3 separate regions of the Homo sapiens genome follow, and all the other regions are linked to region 2. A link is an interaction called in ENCODE POLR2A ChIA-PET data of the cell type or tissue named here. Cell type or tissue: K562. All regions are shown on one strand.

Region 1 (2,500 bases), 80 kb before region 2:
GAGATGTGTTGGGTTTGGCCTGCATGGTGCTTTTGCTGCAAGTTAAAATGAGTTGCCAACTATGAAAAATCAGAATGTCGTACACAAACATCCAGATTCCCGGCTTCTCTTGGGAAATGGGAAGATGCAGGGACTCGGGTTCATAGTCCTGGGTGCTGGGGCTGGGGAGTGGCTGTCCCCTCTAGACAGGACATGACCACAGTTGTCTCCTGCCAGTTTCACTTTTATGTCCCTGCCCGATCTTGTAGGCAGTTGAGTTTGCAATCCCTGCTCTGGGCTTTAACAATCAGTTACCCCTTGGCAAGATGGGACAGTGAGGCTCAGAAGAGGCAAGTGACAATGGTCATTGCACAGCGAGCTGGAACTCAGGTCACAATCATTCAACAGGTCTTTATTGAGCTCCCACTGTGTACTAAGCCCTGGAGACAAAGACCACAACAGATATAGTTCTTGCCTTCTGGGGGGTGACAGTCTGTTGTTCCACAGGCATACCATCCACCCTTATTGCTGGAGGCAATAGGATCTGTTAGAGACAGGTCCTTTATGATCCCTCAGAGTAGGTGGAAGCAGATTCCCCATAGCTTCTGGGCCCCATCCAGGCCAGAGAATGGACTCTGAAAGGTGCAAGGGGAGTGGAAGCAGCCATCTTGGAAGGAAGCTCTTGGCAAGTGTTCTTACTAGAGGGGGATGTCCCTAATCTCCTACCTGGGCTCCCAGAGAGCAGGAAGGATGAGCAAGGTGGGCTCAGAGGGGTCGCAGGTGGGGGTGGTGGGGGACAGGAGGGGAACAGAGAAGGCACAGTGGCATCAGCTAGACAGAGCATGGGGACTTTCCCATCCTGGTTGAACCAAGGGTGAATCAATTAGGTCCTTCTAAGACAAGAAGTGGAGGGCAAGATGCTGAAATACCCAAGCTGCCCACCTACTAGTCCAGGAGAAAGGGCTTTGCTCAGCCAGTCTGGGAGGAAGTGTTTGTCCTCTTGCCTCCCACTCCACTGCACCACCCCTGGCCCGGAGGAGAAAGTGCAGCCTGGAACCTCTGTCCCCAGTGCCTCAATGCTGGACCCAGCTTGGGCCATTGCAGACCAGCTGGCCTTCCAGGAGCCACATCTGAAGAGCATCAAGCAGCCCACATGCTCCGTGGCCAGCTCCCCACTGACGCGGGGGGATGAATAACAGTCCCAGCCATCATGTGCATTTGCTAAAAATAAACTGACATACTTTTTGCATTGGGAAACAATGTGGATTCCAAACATTCTCAAAGGGCAGAGAGGGGAAAAAAGGAAGAATGGAAATCAAGTTTTCGAGCTTAGCAATTAATTAGTGCCTGTAAACAAATGACTCATGATCTTTCCTGACTATTTTTCTTTCCATTTTGCGTGGATTTTCGCAGGGACTCAGGGAAGAATGCCAAATGAGCCAAGCTGATAGGCAAGACAGGACCCAGATGGGACTGTCTTGAGGGGGCGTTGTCCAGTTGGAGAGTGTGAGGAAGAGCATCAGGTGGAAGAACAACATGTGCGATGGCTATGAGGACTAAAAGATCTTGGCATGTCCAAGGAACACTGAGGAGGCCCATGTGGCTGGAGTAGAATGGGTGAAGGGGTGAGGTCAGATAGATCCACGGGACTTGGAACATACAGACCCTTAGTGGTGTATTAAGGCATTTATATTTGATCTAGAAGACAGTGGGAGCCATGAGAGGGTTTTAAACCAGGAAAGAACATCATCTGATTTATATAATGGTGTCATGTAAAAAACAGATGATCAGGCCAGACACAGTGGCTCACACTTGTAATCCCAGCATTTTGGGAAGCCGAGGTGGGTGGATCACCTGGGTCATGAGTTCAAGACCAGCCTGGCCAACATAGCGAAACCCTGTCTCTACTAAAAATACAAAAATTAGCTGGGCATGGTGGCAGGCACCTGTAATCCCAGCTACTCAGGAGGCTGAGGCAGGAGAATCACTTGCACCCCGGAGGTGGAGGTTGCAGTGAGTGGAGATCGTGCCATTGCACTCCAGCCTGGGCAACAGAACAAGATTCTGTCTCAAAAAAAAAAAAATCAGAAAAATATATTCTACATGTTCTCTGTTGTTTAGATGCTTCTGATACTTAGATTTCCTCAACAAATGATTATCTAATTGTTATGTTTCTTAGGGGTTTACACATGTAATGTTTGTTTCCTCTCCTTAGAACATCAGCCCTATGATAACAGGGACCTTGTCGGTCTTGTTTACTTCTGTGTCCTCAGTGCCTAGACCACTGCTTTGCACACAGTAGGAGCTCAGCAAGGGCTTTTCAAGAGAATGAACACTCTGTGCAATGTCAGAGGCCTCATTCCACCTTACAGGGCAGGGAGGTCTTCCAAGGCCAGTCTGGATGGTCCCCAGGAGAGGCAGGTTTTATTTAGTTCAAAATAAGAAGAAGTTTTATGGCTGGAACATCGATTCTGCAAGGAATTGAACCCCCTGGTAATGGGGTCATTCCAGCTGGGCCCAT
Region 2 (2,500 bases):
CTCACACCTGTAATCCCAGCACTTTGGGAGGCCGAGGCGGGCAGATCACCTGAGGTCACGAGTTTGAGATCAGCCTGGCCAACATGGTGAAACCCCATCTCTACTAAAAATAAAAAAATTAGCTGGGCTGTGGTGGTGCATGCCTGTACTCCCAGCTATTCGAGAGGTTGAGGCAGGAGAATCTCTTGAACCCGGGAGGTGGAGGTTGCAGTTAGCCAAGATCGTGCCATTGCACTCCAGCCTGGGCAACAGAGTGAGACCCAATCTCAAAAAAAAAAAAAAAAAAAAAAGGAACAGCCTATGCAAAGGTTCAGAGATCAGAAAAGACATCGTGGAGAAGTGGGTAGTTCGGGCTGGCTGGAACATACAAATTGTAAGGGAGAGGTCAGAGGCTTTAAGGCTGGCCAAGGTGCTACACTTCCTTTGAAAATAATGGGGAGCTTCTGATAGTAAACAGCAGAAAATAGTAGGTGTCTTTCAGGCTCCTGCAGGAGGCTGAATTTGAGGGAGAGGAAGTATCGTTGCAGGGAAAGTAGCGAGGTGGCAAGGAATTGCAGCCACCTGAGTGAGAGGTGATGAGATTGACCTGGCATGGCAGCCTCAGAGGAGGGGAGGGTGGATGGATTTGAGGGAGGTTGAGGACGAGACTCCCAGGCTTTGGTGACCAATTGGGTTGGAGGCATGGCGGCGGGAGGCTTTATGGATGATGCTCATGTTTCTGGCTTTGGACGCTGAACAGTTGTGCAGCCTTCCAAAAGAAGGGAGACAGGCAGAGGGACAGTTTGGGGGAAGTTGCTGAACTTGCTTTGGGCATACTGATTTGGAGGATGCCTGGGGGCCATCCAGGAGGAGGCATCGGGGAAGTGTACAGACATGTGGTCAGAGGCTGAGACAACAGATTGGATATGGACAACCACCCACGACTTTGGAGAAAATGAGTGAAATATTCATTCAACAAATAGCACAGGGGAGCCTGAGACACACTATCTGTTCATGTCTGAATACCTGGCAGTGGGCCAAGGGCCTGGCTGCTTGTTCAATAAGCCAGGAGGAAGCGCTGGAGCAAGACTTGGAGGGTGGGCTGGGTTCTACCAGGAAGAGACAGGATGAGGGCCCAGTGGTCAAGTGCGTGAGGCCTGGGTTTAAGTCCAGCTCCTCTGTGTGTTGATTGCAGGGGCCTGGGCCAGATGTTTTCCCTCCCTGAGCCTGTTTCATCTGAAAATTGGTTATAAGGGACATGGTGAAGCTTCAAAGTTGTGCTTGTGGAAGCAGGTAGCTTGGAGCATGGAGCGGACTTTTGGGGGACAACTTGGGACACAGAGAGTCACCCACTTCCTGGTGTGGCAGAGCCACGGGGGATGGGGAGAGAGAAATTAGGATCCGCCTGAAAAACATCCACAGCTGTGTCCCATGTGAGAAAGGAGACCTCGGCTCCCGCCCAGGCTCCCTTTCACCCCCCAGCCTGCTGGAGCTGGCGGGCGGGGGAATCATCTCCATGGAGTGGAGGAGGGGACCAGATGACAGAAAACTTCTCCACGTCCCTTGGAGCTGCTGGAGCTGGGTCCTGGCCACCGTCCCAACCCATAGCTCCTGACTCGGGGTCAGGCTGAGATTTGCTCCTTCTCTGCCTGCTCCATTCAGCTGCAGCGAACAGAGGCTGCAAACTGGAGGCCTCAGGGGCCCAATCTGGCGCCCAAGCCTGTGGGGCTTTCCTCAGCCCACATAGAATTTTTAAATGAATGAAGCCAATATTTAAGAATCTGTGGGTACTACATAAAAACCTGTGTTTTGATTCCCTCTGGAAAATCAGGGCACGGAGCATCCGATCATATTGGGCCCTGTTCTCTAGGGACCACCATCAACCGGAGCTGAGAGGTGACTGTCTTCAGACAAGGCATGTGCCCCAGTCCCCACCACTCCCTCTTGTCTCTCTGATGCTGAGGCCAAGGAATAGTAGCTATTTATCATCTTACCCCAGCCCACTCTGCTCATTTTAAATTCCTGCCTGGTCCCTGGTGACACAGTTTTCAACCCCAGAGCCAGTCTCTTTTTCCTCTAAAACCACCCAGACTTTGGCCCTGGTTCTAGGCCTGAATTGGCTTCCCAAGAACCCCAGTCTCTGAGCTCCTCAGGGTCATGGTTTACCTTTCCTTCTGCCCCACAAGGCCCAGCACCACCCCCGGGGGACGATGACGGGCTGAGACTTGGCTGGTGTTGGGGGGCCGGCTGGGCCTGTGGGAGGCAGACCCACATGTGCTCTGAGATGTGTCAGCTGGGCCTGGTCACACTCTCTGCGGCTCATCCCTGAGGCATGTGGAACCAGGCGCTGTGCTCGTGGCCCAGCCAGGGTGGTAGGCGGGGCCAGGCCCGGGACATGGTGTATGTCAAGGCCACGCACAACAGGCCTGATGTTCCAGCCGCAAACACATTGGTTGGAAAGAGGAAAGGAGGAGGGAGAGGCAGAGCCGCTTTAAAGACAGTACCCAAAATACAGAGGCAG
Region 3 (2,500 bases), 75 kb before region 2:
AAATTCCTGTAGATTGCTCAGCACAGTGCTGGGCACACGGTAGGCACTCGCTAAGGAGTGGTTGGCATCCACTGGTCTATGGCCCAGTGGTTAAGGCAAGGGTTTGTATATCAGGCAGACCTGGGTCTGAGTCCTGGCTCTGCCCCCATGGGCTGCCGTGAGGATTATATAGAGCTCTAGATGTAAAGTACCCAGTTTGGTTCCTGGTACCTAACAGGTGTGTGGACAGTGGGAATAAAATCAGGATCTTTGTGACTCTGAAGACCAGTGTTAGGCCACCCCGACATCCTGGGTGGGAAGGTGACTTTCTTCCATTGAAAGGTGGGGAAGGCTCTGGCCCTTTCACGGTAAGGAAACAGTTTCAGAGAGGCGACATCACTAGCCTAGGTGGGCACCTGGGTCTGCTTGTCCGTAGAGCTTGTCTTTCCAAAAGGGGAAATCTCTGGGTTGAGGGTGTCCCATGGGGCCCCTTGAGTGTCACTGTGCATGCTGCTGGAACAGCCTTTTTTTTTAAGAGGGTCTTACTCTGTCACCCAGGCTGGAGTGCAGTGGCGCAACCACAGCTCACTGCCTCCTCAACTTCCTGGGCTCAAGTGATCCTCCCACCTCAGCCTCCCGAGTAGCTTGGGACGACAAGACTGCATCATCCGCCTGGCTAATTTTTAATTTAATTTTTTGTAGAGACAGGGTCTTGCTATGCTGCCTGGGCTGGTCTCGATCAGTGATCCTCCTGCCTCGGCCTCCCACAGTGCTGGGATTACAGGCGTGAGCCTCCACACCCTGCCTGGAACACCCTTTTAGTGGTTAATGAAAGCAGGTGACACATACCGTGAAGAAGGCAACTCTTGGCATGAGGTTCTGGGACCCAGCAGTGTTCAGGGCCCGCCACCCCAGACTGGGGACCAGGGCATGGCTTTGTATGTATGGGAGGTGGCTTGGGGTCTTGGGGTTGGGGCAGACCCCAAGAGGCCTGGCCTGGGCCTTTTTCCCTCTATCCAACCAGCCCCACAGCACTCTGTCCAATTGTTTATTTCTTGTTACTGTTGGGCGTTTTGAGGCATTTCTTCCAACTGTCCAGAATCCGAACCTCCTTCCTATGTGTGGAGAATTTTCTGCTGTATGAGGCAGATGTTCTGTCTCCCACAAAGGAGGCTGTGAACATGAGCCTCAGATTCTGCCCCCTGTGGCCAGAGCATGGACAATTAGCTCGGCCATCTAGGTGCACTGTCCTGGGCCCCTGGGGAGTCCATTCAGGGTCCATCCAGAGGCTTCATTTATGCACGTCACGTCCTTCTCCTGCTCAGAATCCTCCCATAGCTCCCCATTGTCCTCAGGATAGACTTCAACTCCTGCCCGTGTCCCGCAAGATTTGACGTGATGGAGCTCCACTGACCGCCCCTCCTCTCCCTTTCACCCCTCCAACCACAGGAACCTCCCTCAGCTAAAGTCAATATGCCGAGCTGGTACCTGCTTCAGGGCCTGTACGTTTGTTGTTTCTTCTGTTACTATATCTCATTTCACAGGTGAGGAAATGGGGCTGGAGGAGGGGAGAAGGAAACAGGGCGTGGTGGAAGGAGAACTCCAACTGAGGTTGGGCTGGCCTTGGCCTGGGCCTCAGCCTTGTGGTAATCACAATCCACGCCAGAGACTGCCTCCTCCAGGAAGTCAAAACAGATCCTTTTTGTAGACGGATCCCTCTCCTTGCCTCTGCTCAGCCTGACTTAGGCATTCTCTCGGGCATTTGGGTGTGTGTGTGTGGAGGTGACATTGCCCCCACAGGGGTGGAAATTAATTCTTATGGGGTAAAAAACATCTTAATTTTTTTATGTATAAAGCGAAGATAGGCCGGGTGCGGTGGCTCATGCCTGTAATCCCAGCACTTTGGGAGGCCGAGGCAGGTGGATCATTTGAGGTCAGGAGTTCAAGACCAGCCTGGCCAGCATGGTGAAACCCTGTCTCTACTAAAAATACAAAAATTAGCTGGGTGTGGTGGCAGGTGCCTGTAATCCCAGCTACTCGGGAGGCTGAGGCAGGAGAATCGCTTGAACTCAGGAGGCGGAGGTTGCAGTGAGCAGAGGTGGCTCCACTGCACTCCAGCCTGGGTGACAGAGCGAGACTCCATCTCAAAAATAAATAAATAAATAAATAAAAATAAACTCACCTTAACTTGATTTGAATCCACGCAATACCTCAACTGAATTCAACTCAACAGAACTCCACTCATTGTGTTTAGTTGAACTCGACTCAGCTTAATGTGTCTCCACTCAACCCTCCTTTGCTCAGTTTGACACAACCCAGCTCATCAGCACGACTGACATCAGCCCTGCGCCCCTCCACTCAGCAGAGCGCAGTTCAGGTGAAAACTCACCTCTACCTGACTCAACTCAACCCAACTAACTCTGCTTAACTCACCTCACCTCCGCTCAGCTCAGCTGACCTCAGTTCACCTCAGTTTACTTCAGCTCAGCGCCACTCACTGCAATCCCACCCACCTCAGCTC

What was found. ChIA-PET counts read pairs that join two places held together with the same protein. Peaks named below come from ENCODE experiments on the same cell type or tissue, not always from the same donor. Only the 100,000 strongest peaks of a DNase experiment are listed, where the experiment ranks them.
Region 1: POLR2A ChIA-PET joins it to region 2 with 5 read pairs; 6 of 35 experiments call an interaction of 5 or more read pairs at or near these places.
Region 3: POLR2A ChIA-PET joins it to region 2 with 5 read pairs; 6 of 35 experiments call an interaction of 5 or more read pairs at or near these places.

Annotation. Positions count from the first base shown.
Region 1 is chr20:50,223,620-50,226,119 of GRCh38, forward strand. No RefSeq gene overlaps it. Among named protein-coding and RNA genes, the nearest start is that of CEBPB-AS1, 33 kb to the left of the region's middle. RefSeq lists enhancers at 578-1,078, 1,079-1,579. In K562, a CTCF peak has its summit at 1,004; a DNase peak (open chromatin) is centred at 1,020.
Region 2 is chr20:50,303,179-50,305,678 of GRCh38, forward strand. All of the region lies in intron 2 of LINC01270 (long intergenic non-protein coding RNA 1270), which reads left to right. Among named protein-coding and RNA genes, the nearest start is that of LINC01270, 12 kb to the left of the region's middle. RefSeq lists an enhancer at 1,802-2,500. In K562, no CTCF peak of the experiment used is centred here; a DNase peak (open chromatin) is centred at 1,000.
Region 3 is chr20:50,227,924-50,230,423 of GRCh38, forward strand. No RefSeq gene overlaps it. Among named protein-coding and RNA genes, the nearest start is that of CEBPB-AS1, 37 kb to the left of the region's middle. In K562, a CTCF peak has its summit at 1,198; a DNase peak (open chromatin) is centred at 1,233.